Linked DNA regions of Homo sapiens: all the other regions are linked to region 3. The links are chromatin contacts, found by Hi-C or POLR2A ChIA-PET in ENCODE. All regions are on one chromosome and are shown on one strand. Each heading gives the region's core, a stretch centred on a gene start or an enhancer-like site at or near the end of the contact. The rest is flanking DNA. Distances are from core to core; before and after follow the strand shown.

Evidence for each region. Hi-C counts contacts between places; a loop is a spot of excess contacts on that map. ChIA-PET counts read pairs that join two places held with the same protein, here RNA polymerase II (POLR2A). Pooled maps may share reads with other maps.
Region 1: a loop to region 3 is called in a pooled map, with 13 times the contacts of the local background. The contact joins the enhancer-like site here to the promoter of OAS2 in region 3. A Hi-C loop is called at or near these places in 2 of 37 single-sample maps with no recorded cell type and 9 of 50 pooled maps. POLR2A ChIA-PET finds 5 or more read pairs at or near these places in 6 of 52 experiments (B cell, activated B cell, activated CD4-positive, alpha-beta memory T cell and 3 more).
Region 2: a map of CD8-positive, alpha-beta T cell shows a loop between it and region 3 (12-fold over the local background). The contact joins the promoter of DDX54 here to the promoter of OAS2 in region 3. A Hi-C loop is called at or near these places in 6 of 168 maps with a recorded cell type or tissue (B cell, CD4-positive, alpha-beta memory T cell, CD8-positive, alpha-beta T cell and 2 more), 2 of 37 single-sample maps with no recorded cell type and 12 of 50 pooled maps. POLR2A ChIA-PET finds 5 or more read pairs at or near these places in 18 of 52 experiments (CD4-positive, alpha-beta T cell, CD4-positive, alpha-beta memory T cell, CD8-positive, alpha-beta T cell and 12 more).

What each region holds. Positions count from the first base shown.
Region 1 is chr12:113,206,564-113,211,512 of GRCh38, reverse strand. DRC10 (dynein regulatory complex subunit 10) reads left to right here. Exons shown (of 5, transcript NM_001330452.2): 2 at 3,254-4,075. The coding sequence starts at 3,347. Among named protein-coding and RNA genes, the nearest start is that of DRC10, 12 kb to the left of the region's middle. RefSeq lists enhancers at 2,505-2,664, 2,815-3,124, 3,335-3,464. Within about 2 kb of position 2,897, at least 17 of the 41 ENCODE cell types and tissues checked have a DNase peak (open chromatin) inside an H3K27ac peak, as active enhancers do; they include B cell, where a contact is called at or near this core.
Region 2 is chr12:113,183,748-113,188,288 of GRCh38, reverse strand. It overlaps DDX54 (DEAD-box helicase 54), which reads left to right and starts at 2,811. Exons shown (of 20, transcript NM_024072.4): 1 at 2,811-3,011. The coding sequence starts at 2,838. RITA1 (RBPJ interacting and tubulin associated 1) reads right to left here and starts at 2,568. Exons shown (of 4, transcript NM_032848.3): 1 at 2,268-2,568; 2 at 1,973-2,104; 3 at 1,241-1,606. The coding sequence starts at 1,542. RefSeq lists enhancers at 927-1,576, 1,577-2,227, 2,228-2,877, 2,915-2,994 and a silencer at 2,285-2,424.
Region 3 is chr12:112,976,583-112,981,151 of GRCh38, reverse strand. OAS2 (2'-5'-oligoadenylate synthetase 2) reads right to left here and starts at 2,633. Exons shown (of 10, transcript NM_002535.3): 1 at 2,367-2,633. The coding sequence starts at 2,543. RefSeq lists enhancers at 1,469-1,618, 1,729-1,808, 1,979-2,058, 2,279-3,088.

The DNA.
Region 1 (4,949 bases), core at 1,648-4,147, 230 kb before region 3:
GGATTACGGGCGTGAACCATGATACCTGGCCTGATATTGAATACATTCTGCCTTGCCAAGGAACTAAACATCCTTAGCACCTGATCTGGCCTGCCTTTCTTTTTCGTTCTTAGTCACTTTGGGTGTTTCTTTGATTCCCTGCCATTCTCTTGGTGTGTTCTTTGGTTTGGTGAGTTGAAGTTATCTTTTGTGGCTTCAAGTGTCACTTCCTTCTCCTGGGCAACATAGCAAGACCCTATATCTACAAAAATAAAAATACAATAATTAGCTGGGAATGGTGGCACGTGCCTGTAGTATCAGCTACTCGGGAGCATGAGGCAGGAGGACTGTTTGAGCCCAGGAAGTCGAGGTTGCAGTGAGCCATGATCGTGCCACTGCACTCCCTGGATAATGGGAAGGCCAAGACACCATTGTCCACTGCAGTATGGCAGCTAGAGCTCAATGAGTTTAAAAGTGAGCTCATTGTCCTCCCCTCCAAATGTCCTCTCCTCTCCCAATTTCTGCCATAGTTTCTTAAGGGCCCCATCTTTCTCTACCAGTCACCCAAACTCAAAACTCTTTCACTCAAGTCCTAATGATTCTTTCTTCAAAACATTTCTCACATCTACAGACAATATGAAAATAAAAGTGGCACAGGTAACCTGTAAGTAGTAACTTACAGCTTTCATTGGTGCTTACTTCTTAGGAGAGGGGGAAAGACAGACAATAAACAAATAAACAGGTGCATATAGGGATGTCAGATGGTGATACTTAACCTGGAGAACGAACAGGATAAGGGGGAAGAGATGAAGAAGAATCAGGGTGAGGGATGGGGATGTTATGGGGGGTGTCCATCTGAGACATGGTGTTGGGGGGTGAGCAGACATCCTGGGCAGTAGGTGTTCTTTTTTTTTTTTTTTTCTTTTTTTCTTTTTTAAGAGATGGGGACTTGCTATGTTGCCTGGGCTGGTCTTGAACTCCTGGGCTCAAGCGATCCTCCCACTTCAACCTCCCAAAGTGCTAGGATTACAGGCGTGAGCCCCTGTGCTTGGCCAAGGCAGTAGGTGTTCGTTCAGCAATTGCATCAGAAATCATTAAAGTCCTGGACTTGGGATTTTCGTTTTCCTGGGTTAGTGCTATTAGTTATTTATTGAACATTTTTTACAGCGTGCAGGCTTCTCATTCATCCTGAGGACTCTTGTTTTACAGCTGAGGAAGCCCAAGCTCTGGAGGATTAAATGACCAGCCCAGAGACCCCCAGCAAGGATTTGAACCCAAGTGGGGCTGTGCAAAGCTAGTACTTTTAGCCATTGTACTATGAAAGCAATATAAATTACTGATCTCTGATTGCCCTATAGATTTTTCTGAAACAGTTATTTATTTGTCTATCTATCTTTTGAAACAGAGTCTCATTCTGTTGCCCAGGCCGGAGTACAGTGATGCAAACTTGGCTTACTGCAACCTCCGCCTCCTAGGTTCAAGAGATTCTCATGCCTCAGCCTCCTGAGTAACTGGGGTTAACCTGAGTAACAGGTGCGTACCACCATGCCTGGCATTCTCTCGTATTTTTATTAGAGACGGGGTTTCGCCATGTTGGCCAGGCTTGTCTTGAACTCCTGACCTCAGATGATCCACCTCCCTCGGCCTCCCACAGTGCTGTGATTACAGGTGTGAGCTACCATGCCTGGCCTGAAATAGTCTTTTAACTAAACTTTTTACTTTGTAATAATTGTAGATTTATAGAAAAGTTGCAAAGATAGTACAGAGAGTTCCCGTATGCCCTCCATTCTGCTCCCCCTAATGTTAACATCTTAGATAACCTTGATGTGTTTGTCAAAACCACAAAATTAGGCCCGGCACGGTGGCTCCTGTCTGTATTCCCAGCACTGGGAGGCTAAGGTGGGAGGATTGCTTGAGCCTAGGAGTTCAAGATCAGTCTGGGCAACATAGTGGAGCTCATCTCTATAAAAAGTTAAAAAATTAGCTAGGCATCGAGCACCTATAGTCCTAGCTACTTGAGAGGCTGAGACAGGAGGATCACTTGAGCCCAGTAGGTCGAGGCTGGAGTGAGCCATGGTCACACTATTGCACTCCAGCCAGGGTAACAGAGCGCCTACAAAATTAATGTTGGTACAATGCTATTAACTAAACTTTAGACTAGATTTGGATTTGGATTTGGATTTCTCCAGTTCCACTAATGTCCTTTTTCCACTCCAGAACCCAATCCAGAATACAACATTACATTTAGTGAAACAGTTTTTTAAATTGTATTTCAAAGTTATATTTCACCCACCAATTTTTAAAATCAGTACTTAAAAATGGCCAGGCGTGGTGGCTCAGGCCTGTAATCCCAGCACTTTGGGAGGCAAAGGCAGGTGGATTGAGAACAGCCTGGCAAACATGGCAAAACCCTGTCTCTACTAAAAATACAAAGATTAGCCAGGCGTGGTGGTGTGCACCTGTAGTCCCAGCTGCTCAGGAGGCTGAGGCAGGAGAATCACTTGAACCCAGGAGGCAGAGGTTGCAGTGAGCCGAGATCATGGCACTGCACTGCAGCCTGGGCGACAGAGCAAGACTCTGTCTCAAAACAAATAAACAAACAAACCAAAAAACTTTAAAATCAGTGAAAATGTGCCATTCCTAGTCCTGTTAGTCTTACACTGCATTCTGCCCTGTCCCTGTCCTGCTCAGACATAGGCTGAGGCCTGTGGTTCCGTCGCCCAGGCTGCTTGTCAGTTGGTTTCCTGCTGGTTTTGGCCAAGGGCAGTAGAAAGAAACCAGGGTATTTCTCCTCCCCCACCGCCACCCTTCTTTAATCTGCATTTCCGGCAATGTCTCTAGCTCCTCTGGGAACTGATGGCTGTGGTTCAAACTTCCCCTGGGTGACCCTGGGCCCCAGGCTCACCATCTCTTCATGTGGTGGCTTCCTGCCATTGACAATTGCGGGATGGCTTTGTCTTCCCCTGGTTGGCCTCTCAACTCTCCCATCACTGATGTAACCAGTCTCTGGTTTTAAATCCTTAGAATGCTGTCTGTATGCCTGGCTGGTCCCCGCCTGACACATGTGCCTGAGATGCCTCCACACTTGGTCTTCCTGCCCTTGTGGCCCTAACACCCTCACAAAGCTGAAAACTGCTTCCAGTGAAAGGTTCTGTGTAAAAGCGACAGAGGACCTAAGATGAACTCTTGATGTCAACAGTTGTGGTTTCTGCAGCCACACTAACCACACAGATGTCAGCACAGCTGCACTCACACCTACTTCTTCATTTTGCAGGATGGCCAGAGACAATAAAAGCACGAGACCCAAGTAGTCTACCGAAGTCTCCATCTCTGTGGACCTACAGAGGCACAGAGGGCTGCTCACAAGATGGCTTTAGACATTCTCGCCATGGCCCCTTTGTATCAGGCCCCTGCCATCAACAGAATAGGGCCAAAGACAGACCCATCTAAAAGGCCAGCTGATCCACTAAAACCCTTGGTTCTCTCTAGGACCAAACTCACCACCATTGAGGCCAAAAGGATCATGTCCATCCTGGATGAGGCGATCTACAAGGTGGAGCTGGTGACCTTGCTGTCGTATGTGGCATCCAACAGAGAGGATATGGAGGGGATGCTGGGGGAGGACGTCATGAGGGCAGTGAGAGAGCATGAGGATCTCTGCCAGGTCCTCCTTGAAAACGTCAGGTGCCTGAAAGAGAAAGAAAGGCAATTGCAGGAGCAGAAAGAGGCTGAGGAGGAAGGGTGGCTCAGAGACCGCCTCCTTTCCATAGAGCTGCAGAAATCCAGCCTCTCACCACTTATGCAGCAGATCAAAGACTCCACCAAGAACGTCCTTAGACTCTTGCTCAGCAACCCCCAGGCTGCTAGGCTCCTGCAGATGCAGACACAGGGTAGAAGTGCAGAAGCCCAGAATTTTATTGACAGCCTGATAGAGCTCCGTGGTTTCCTGTTTGAAAAACTACTCACTAGTCCCATGGAAGCGAGGGATAAGGCCCAGTTCTTACAGGATATCAGTAGACAGAATAGTAATAACCAACAAATCATTGATACTCTTGAAAAGGAATTGGCGGAGAGAATGAAGAACAGGAATGCAGAGGTATTGTTTCATAGTATTGCTGAAATTACTGAAGAAGCCACACAAATCTTTTGTTGGTTGGGTTTTTCCTCAATGATTGATTTTTTTTTTAAGATGGAGTCTCGCTCTGTTGTCCAGACTAGAGTGCAGTGGTGTAATCTCGACTCACTGCAACCTCTGCCTCCCAGGTTCAAGCGATTCTCCCACCACAGCCTCCCAAGTAGTTGGGATTACAGGCGTATGCCACCACGCCCGGCTAATTTTTGTATTTTTAGTAGAGACAGGTTTTCGCCATGTTGGCCAGGCTGGTCTAGAACTCCTGACCTCAAGTGATCCTCCTGCTTTGGCCTCCCAAAGTGCTGGCCACTGCGCCTGGCCAATTGATTGACTGATTTTTTTGAGACAGGGTCTCACTCTGTTGCCCAGGCTAGAGTGCAGTGGCATGATCACAGCACACTGCAGCCTCCATCTCTCAGGCTTAAGCAATCCTCCCATCTCACCCTCCCAAGTAGCTGAGACTACAGGTGTGTGTCACCATGCCTGGCTAATTTTTTGATTGTTTGTAAAGATGGGCTCTTGCTACGTTGCCCAGGTTGGTCTCGAACTTCTGGGTTCAAGAGATCCTTCCGCCTTGGCCTCCCAAAGTGCTGGGGTTACAGGCATGAGCCACTATGCCCGGCCTCCCCAGTGATTTTTTTTTTTTTAAGATGGAGTCTTGCTGTGTCACCCAGGCTAAAGTGCAGTGGCAACATCTTGATTCACTGCAACCTCCGCCTCCTGTGTTGGGAATGGGTGCTCGGTGTCGCCAAAATCAACACTGAGACAAAGGATCTCTCAGCAAGGCTAGTTTACTCTCTGCAGAAAGGGTGCTGCTTGCTAGCAGTCTTGCCACAAG
Region 2 (4,541 bases), core at 1,562-4,061, 210 kb before region 3:
CTGAGATGGCTCCACTGCACTCCAGCCTGGGCAACAAGAGCAAAACTCCGTCTCAAAAAAAAAAAAAAAAAATTAAGTCAGGCATGGTGGCATGTGCCTGTAGTCCCAGCTACTCAGGAGACTGAGGCAGGAGAGTCGCTTGAACCCGGGAGGTGGAGGTTGTGGTGAGCCAAGATCGTGCCACTGCACTCCAGCCTGGGCAACAGAGCGAGACTCCATCTCAAAAAAAAAAAAAATTGTGTTGTTTAAGCCACCCAGTCTGTGGTATTTTGTCATGGTGGCCCTAGCCAACTACTGTGCTAATCTTCTGTGTCTTTGTCCAAACCACTGATAACAATAAACAGGACAGAGCCCTGTGGCTCACCACTAGACACCTCCCTCCAGGCTGATATTAATCTGAAACAGTCCAAATAATCTAATTCTAATCTAATTAATTAACAACAATAACAATTTGCATTAGTTCCTATTTTTCTAACTTGTTCATAAAAATGCAGCAAGAACCATTTTCAATTTTTTTTTTTTTTTTTTTTTGGAGACAGGGTCTCACTCTGTCACTCAGGCTGGAGTGCAGAGGCGTGATCTCAGCTCATTGCAATCTCTGCCTCCTAGGCTCAAGTGATCCTCCCACCTCAGCCTCCCGGGAGCTGGGAGTACAGGCGCACACCACCACACTTGGCTAATTTTTGCATTTTTTATAGAGACACAGTTTCACCACGCTGCCCAGGCTGGTCTCAAACTCCTGAGCTCAAGTGATCCCACCTCAACCTCCAAACGTTCTGGGATTACAGGCATGAGCTACCCCATGTGGCCAAAACCCATTTTCAAAATGACTTCAGAAACACCACATCTATGTCATTTCAAGGATCGAACACATTAATATTAATAAGCTTATGCAAATTTCTCTGTGATCTTATGCCTCAGCTGACTCCTCTGGGCCTCAGATGCCCAGTTTGTGACATTTGGGGATAGGGAGTTCACCATCACAACCATCAACACTACCATTTATTGACAGCTTTCTAAGTATTAGGTTACTGTGCGAAGCACTGCAGACCCCTCTCTCATTTAATCCATCAACAATCCCCCTAGGTAGGAATAATTGGTCCTATTTTCCACATGAGTAAACTGGCTCAGAGAGGTCAAGATGCTTGCCCAAGGTCACAGAGCAGGTGAACACCAGAGCTGTAACTGGAATCCAGGTGGCTGCACTGAGTACAGGATTTGCATCTCCCTACCCCATTACCTGTATTTGTTCTTCTTCCTTGGTGTGAGGGTGGGGGTGCTGCCCCTTGAGGGGGTGGTCTCACAGCTCCCCTTTGCCCCCAAGGCCTTCGATGCCTCCTTGCCCACGCCTCTGGTTCTGTTAGCCTTCTCCACCCAGGGCGGATCGAAGTCCGGTGGGGTAGGCCGGGTGCCTGCTGGGCTGCCAAACAGAGTCTCATCCACATATGACGTCCTGGCCTTGACCCGGTAGCCACCTCGGCAGCGGTGCTGAAGGCCGAGGGTCTGCATCCCACTGACGGCCAGCTCCACGGGGGTCTTCATGCTGCCTGTGGTCCCTGGTGACAGCAGGTGTGCTCTGCCGGCCAGGCCCTGCTTCCGAGGCTCCCTGTGAGAGGAGGTCAGAGTAGCACCCCTGAGCCACAGAAGTGCTAATGGAGGAAGACCGGTAGTGTCTGAAGTTCTCATCCCAAGGGTTTAGTTCTCTCTCAACCAGTCTCTCAAAGGGGAGCTGTCAACTTCAGGGGGCATTTTGGAAATTTCTTTGGCTTTTTTTTAGTTGTCATAATGGTGGTGAAAGGGGGGCTACTGGCAATTATTTACAGAATGACTCTGGCGGTGAAGGAGAGATGACACCTGTGTCTATTTAGGCACCAACCAGAAAACACACTATGGTGGTAGGGGAGACAGGCACTTTCCTATGTGTACTGATGGGGGTGGGGGCAATGACAGCCAGCGTGGATCCCATGCCTACCTCCTGCAAAGAGCTTTACAAGCATTGTTTCATTTAATCCTCTCAACAGCACTGTGAAGTAGCTTCGAATTTGTCCATTTTACGGATCACAAAACTGAGGTGAAGTCACATGTGTAGGTCACACCTATAAAGCTAAAACGGTGGAAGTGAAATCTGAGTCCAGAGCTTGTGTACTTGGCTACACTGCTATCGGGAGATCACCGCCGCCCCCACCGCCCCACATTCTGCGACTCCCAAATCAATGACCCGATTAAAAAGTGCCCGAGGTCCCTGCATTTTTGGGTTGTTCTCCTACCTGAGCATCTTGGCTCGTAGGCATCGGGATCCTCAGGGACCCGTCCCCGCACCTTCTTCCCACCAGGTCTGGACCCGTCGGTGAGGGCGCGGGGGCGCGCGGTGCATCCGGGATCCCCGTCAATCTGCAGCCCGGAATGCCTGGGGCCCCGGACCCCCGGCAGCCTAGGCCGTCCCGGGGCACCGCGCGCGGACGGACTCACCCGAGGAGCCGGCACAGGCTACGTGTGAACGGCCCGCGAATCCAGAAACCCAGAACCCAGCACTTTGCACCCAGCAACCAGGGAGCAGCCAGCAGCACTGCGGACGCGGCCCGGACCATTCGCGCCCGCGGATGGGGGGAGTCCGCCCAGGGGCGGGCGCCACGCTCCTGAGGCCCAGGAGGTCCCTAAACATGGAGAGGGTCCTCTGGTGCCACTCACTCAGGTGCGTGTGTACTAGGCCGCCGAGGGCCGCAGGCACTGGCGAAAGCTCAGCGGAGGTCACGTGGTCACCGCACCTCCCCCCCCCCCACGCAGTTGGTGCGCTCCTCAGGCCACGCCCCCTTCTGCGTTCCCAGCGCGCGGCCCGAATGGCGGCCGACAAGGGCCCGGCGGCTGGACCTCGGTCGCGAGCTGCCATGGCCCAGTGGAGGAAGAAGAAAGGGCTCCGGAAGCGCCGAGGCGCGGCCTCCCAGGCCCGCGGCAGCGACTCGGAGGACGGCGAGTTTGAGATCCAGGCGGAAGATGACGCCCGGGCCCGGAAGGTAGGCGCGTGGGGCTGGGACGCATGTTCGGGCCCGAGACCCGGCTCCGGGCAGCGCCTCGAGGCCTCAGTTTCCCCAGCTGGGGATTGGGCTCCGCAGAGTGTGGGGAGGGAGGCTGCCGACCCGAGGACCGGTCTTGGGACCGCCGGCCTGAGCACGTGTCTCGGGGCTTGTCAGGCTCAGGGTTCCGCGGCCAGAGCCTTGGGATCCCGGGGCTGGAGCCTGCGGGCCTTCCTGCCGGGTTTTGGTCGCGCGTCTCTCATTGGCTGCCTCCTGCTCGTGGGGCGGATCCTGGCTCCCTTTCGCCCAATGAAAAGTGCGGGTGCAGAAGATCTGACTTTGAGAGTTTGGAGCGTTCTTGGGAGGTTGAATTAAGGGGAGGCCAGACTGCGTGGCTTGAGACAGTGTGACGCCTCCAAACCTCTGGGAAACGAATTAAAACAATTTTTTTTGAGACAGAGTCTTGCTCTGTTGCTCATGCCGGAGTGCAGTTGTGTAGCCACGCCTTGCTACAGCCTCCGCCTCCTGGGCTCAAGCGATCCTCCCACGTCAGCCTCTCCGGTAGCTGAGACCACAGACATGCGCCACCACGCCCGGATAATTTTTAAATTTTTTGTAGAGACGGGGGTCTCCCTATGTTGCCCAGGATGGTCTCGAACTTCTGGCCTCAAGCAGTCCTCCCACTTCTGCTTCCCAAAGTGTTGGGATTAACAGGCGTGAGCCCGGCCAGTTTGTGTTTGTTGACCGTTTACTATGTGCCAGGCTCCATGCTAAGAGCTGTACGAGCCTTATTATTTAATCCTCACACCAACGTTGTGCTAACACCACCAGCAACTGTCATCTTCATTTTTCTACAGGAGGAAACTGAGGCCTAGAGGGTTAAGAAATAGTCAAAGGCCTGGTGTAGTGGCTACACGCCTGTAAACCCAGCACTTAGGGAGGCTGAGGTGGGAGGATTGCTTGAGGTCAGGAGTTCAAGATCAGCCTGGGCAACATAGGCAGACCCCGTCTCTACAAAAAATTAAAAAATTAGGATGGCCGCGGTGGCTCACGCCTGTAATCCCAGCACTTTAGGAGGCTGAGGCAGGCGGATCACCTGAGGTCGGGAGTTCAAGACCAGCCTGGCCAACATGGTGAAACCCTGTCTCTACTAAAAATACAAAAATAGCCAGGTGTGGTGGCATGTGCCTGTAATCCCAGCTACTCGGGAGGCTGAGGCAGGAGAATCGCTTGAAACTGGGAGTCAGAGGTTGCAGTGAGCCGATATTGCACCACTGCACTCCAGCCTGGGTGACAGAGCAAGACTCTGTCTCAAAAAATAAAAATTAGCCTGGCTTGGTGGCGCCCACCTGTGGTCCCACCTCCTGGAGAGGCAATGTGGGAGGATCACTTAAACCTGGGCGGCGGAGAGTACAGTGAGCTGTGGCTACACAACTGCACTCCATCATAAGCAACAGAGCAAGACTCTGTCTCCAAAAAAAGAAAAAAAAAAAAAAGGGAGATCCCATCTTTACAAAAAAAGAGAGAAAG
Region 3 (4,569 bases), core at 1,384-3,883:
AAAATATTTGGAAACTATTTTTCCAACAAGGGTTTAATATCCAGAATATACAAGGAACGTGAACAACTCAACAGCAAAGAAAACAACCCATCCCATTAAAAAGCAGCCAAAGGGCCTAAATAGACATTTCTCAAAAGAAGACATACAAAATGGCCAATGGGTATATGAAAAAATGCTTGACATCACTAATCACTAGGGAAATGCAAATCAAAACCACAATGAGATACCATCTCACCCCAGTTAGAATAGCTATTATCAAAAAGACAAAAAATAAACGCTAGCAAGGATTTGGAGTAAAGGGAATCTTACACACTGTTGGTGGGAATGTAAATTAGCACAGTCATTACGGAAAACAGTATGGAGGTTTCTAAAAAAAATAAAAATGGCACTGCCATTCAATCCAGCAATCCCACTACTAGGTATTTATCCAAAAAAGGGATAACTGCACCCTCATGTTTATTGCAGCACTATTCACAAAAGCCAAGATATGGAATCAACCAACGTATCCATCAGCAGCTGAATGGATAAAGACAATGTAGTATATATACACAATAGAATACTATTCAGACACAAAAAGAATGGAATTCTGTCATTTGCAGCAATGTGCATGGAACTAGAGGTCATTATGTTAAATGAAATAAGTCAGGCATAGAAAGACAATATTGCATGTGTTTATGTGGAAGTTAAAAAAAGTTGATCTCATGGAGGTAGAGAGTAGGATCATAGTTACCAGAGGCTGGGAAGTAGAGGAGGAAATGAAGAGAAGTTGGTTAATGGATACAAACATACAGTTAGATAGAAGGGATAAATTCTAGTGTTTGATAGCACAATGGGGTGACTATAGTTAACAATAATTTATTATATATTTCAAAATAGTTAGAAGAGAAGATCTGAACTGTTCTCAACACAAATAAATGATCAATGTTTGAGGTGATGGATATCCTAACTACCCTGATCATTTCACATTGTATCCATGTGTCCAAATATCACATGTACCCCATATAAATATGCACAATTATGTAAAAATAAAAAAACACAGTAGAATGGACAAATGTGGAATATTCACATAATGGAATTGACACAACAATGAAAAGATAAACAACTGTACCCCACAACATAAATTTCATAAACATCATAGGTCAGAGAAACCACGCACTAAAGCACACAGAGCCCATGATGCCATTTATGTAGGGTTCACCCATGCATCCTGGTTTACATTCCCAGCTTTCACACCAAGAGTCCCACATCCCAGGAAACACCCCAATCTTGGATGAACTGGGATAGTTGGTCACCCTATAATTGTAAAACGTTTAAAAACAGGCAAAACGTGTCTATGCTGTTAGAAGTCAGGAGATTGCCTACCTGGGTTTGGAGGTGCTGACTGGATCGGGGGCCCAGGGCTCTGGGGGGCTGAGAATGTTTTGTTTCTGGATCTGGGTGGGGGTTACACAGTTACATTGTTTGTGGCTACCTATCAAGCTGGACACTTTGATCTGGGCACTTTTTCTGTTTTACTTCCATGAGGAAAAAAAAATTGAGAGGCAGGATAGTGTAGTGGTTAAACATGCATGCCCTCAAGCCAATTACCCAGGCTTAAAATCCCAGTTCTGACAATAGCTATTAACCAAACTTGCCTTAGCTTGCTGGCCTGGGCCAGGGCTGGGGACACCACGTGTCTAGATTTCTTTATTGAGGCACTAGCGGATGTGTGCAAGGGGTAGAGACCAAAAAGTGTGGCAGCAGCAGAGAAGGGACGTCAGCAGCTCAGGAGGCTAAGAGGATAGTATTGGGCCATCAGGACCCCCACGCCCCCAATTCTAGGGTCCTGGCATCTCCCCAGTCCCCCTTCCTCCCCAGAGGTCCAGAATTTTCAGCCTCAGTCCTGAGATTTGTGTCCACAAAACCAAATATTTCTAACTGATAAAAGCCACTCCTTCTTGCTGCGGAGAAACCACAAGGCAACCTGGGTAGTTTGAACAAAGTTCTCTAGCCTCCCTAAGTTTACTCCTCTGTACTGTGGAGAGGATAGAAGAAAATCGCAGTGAGTAATCACAGTGAATTCACTGAGCACTGCCAGTCTTTTGCTAAGAACATGATGTGCTCAAGCCTTACGATACTCTGAAGTGGGTATTATGCCTCTCCCCATTTTACAGAGTCAGAGACTGAGGCACAGAGAGGTTAAGTAGCCTGCCCAGTGTCACACAGCTCTGGAGCAAGCGCCTGCTCCAGAGCCTGAGACTCCTACACCACATCCCACCCAAGTGTGGGCCTCGCACATAATAGGCACCCAGCACCCAGTAGCTCGGCCTTGCTGCCGCCGTGGAATCTCCTGCCTCCCAGAGACCCAACCTCAGCCCTGGACTCACTATGGCCACTCCCTGCACCAGGGGGAACTGTTCGGGTTCCTGCAGGACGTCACAGATGGTGTTCACCATCTCGTCGATCAGTGTCTGACATTCTTCGTAGGGCTTCAGGTATTCCTGGATAAACCAACCCAGCTTCTGAGCAGGCACCGAGGACAGCTGGGACTCCCCATTTCCCATTGCTCTCAGCTGGCTGCCGGCAAGACAGTGAATGGTAGGATGGGAGGCAGAGGAATTCTTGCTGCTGCCCAGAGCCAGGAAACTGAAACTGAAGTCTAGAGGCCTCTCTCCACCCACTGCAGCGAGCTTACCAACTCTTGTATCCGGGACAGGGAAACAAAACTAACTTAAGCTCAGAGGCTCTGCCCTGCCCCTTGCAGTGAGTTTACCAACTCCTGCATCCGGGGCAGGGAAACCAAAACTAACTTAAGCTCAAATGCTCTTCCCCGCCCCTTGCAGCAAGGTTTACTGACTCCTGCACCCCAGCAGGGAAACCAAAACTGACTCAAGCTCAGAGGCTTTCCCTGTCCCCGGCAGCGTGGTGACCAGCCCTTCAGGGGCTCCCCAAAACTTGAGGTTAACTAAACAGCCTCTAGAACCCCATTGTGAGGGCTTCATACCTGCTAGATGTCTGTCCTTGAGCACATCGCCTGCCCTCTTCGCGCCTCAATTCCCCCATCTGTAAGCTGGGGGAAAATGGCAGCTCTCTCGTAGGATTAGCTTGATGATTAAATAATACCTGCAAAGTGCTTAGAAGCAGGGGCGCACAGGTCATCTTTTGAGGCTCTGTCCCTTTCCCCCTGTTCTCAGTGGCCAGGGAACTCACATTCAGGGAAAGCGGCAGAGAGGAAAAAGAGACCCAGAGAGGGAACTGACTTGCTCAGGGACACACAGCAAAGCAGGGACCTAGCTGGACTCAGGTTTTGGTCTGCTTCTGGGTAAACACAGGCCCCCGTGTGGTCAGCGGGTGGGAACCTCTGTGTGTCCAGTTTCTCAGCACACTTGTGGACAGCCGAGGGACCGTATGAGGCACTTGTCCAGCCTCGCAAGGGCAAGAAAACACACCCCAAGTGTGTGAGCCAGAAAGGAGACAGACATGCAACTCCTGTGCCCAGAGCTTTGAAAACAAAACTCGCAGAGGACTCCCAGCCAGCTGCCTTGGCCCAGCAATAATAATTCACAGAGAAGGCAAAAATCTCCAAGATGTAGTGGGGGACCAGGGCCCTTCCATACTGGGATGGTTAATTTTATGTGTCAAGTTGGCTGAGCCCAGGTACCCAGATATTTGGTCAAACATTATCCTAGATCTTTTTGTGAAGGTATTTTTTAAAGATAAGATTAACATTTACATTGGTAGACTTTTTTTTTGAGTAAAGTGGATTATCATCTGTAAGGTGGTGGGCCTGATTCAATCAGTTGAAGGCCTTAATAGACTAAAGACTGAGCTCCCCCAAGGAAGAGGGAATTCGGCTGCAGTGCCTTGGCCTCCACTTGCAGCAGCAACTCCTTCCTGGGTCTCCCACCTGCCAGTCTACCCTGCCGATTTTGGATTTGCCAGCCTCCACAATCACATGAGCCAATTCCTTAAAATAAATACCTCAAAATAAATATAAATACCCTGTTAGTTCTGGAAAAACCTCGATTAATGCACATGCTCATTAAGGGCCTTTCCTGCCCTTATCCAACTTTTACTGCAACACCGAGAGGTAGGCAGGCTGGGCAGGCGTAGTCCTAAGGTTCCTTTTTCAGATGAGAACATGGAGGCTCACAAAGGTGGAAACATTTGCCCGTGATCACACAGCTAGGAAGTTGTCAGGCTAGGTTCTCACACTAACACACTGCCTGACTCCAAAGCCTGTGCTTTATTTGTTATTTAAAAAAACACTTTATTTTGAAGTAATTTGAAATGCTGAGAAAATTTACAAGATGCACACAAAGAACTTCCTTAGACTTTTTAGCCATTATATTTTTTACCACATTTGCCCCTCATTTTCTTGCTATTTATACATTTTAGGAGGTTTTTGTTTTGTTTTGTTTTTGAGACAGAGTCTCACTCTGTCACCCAGGCTGGAGTGCAGTGGCGTGATTATAGCTCACTGTAGCCTCACCCTCCCAAGCTCAAGCAATCTTCCTACTTCAGCCTCCTGAGTAGCTGGGACTATAGGCATGCACCACCATGCCTGGCTAAATTTTTAAAATTTTTTGG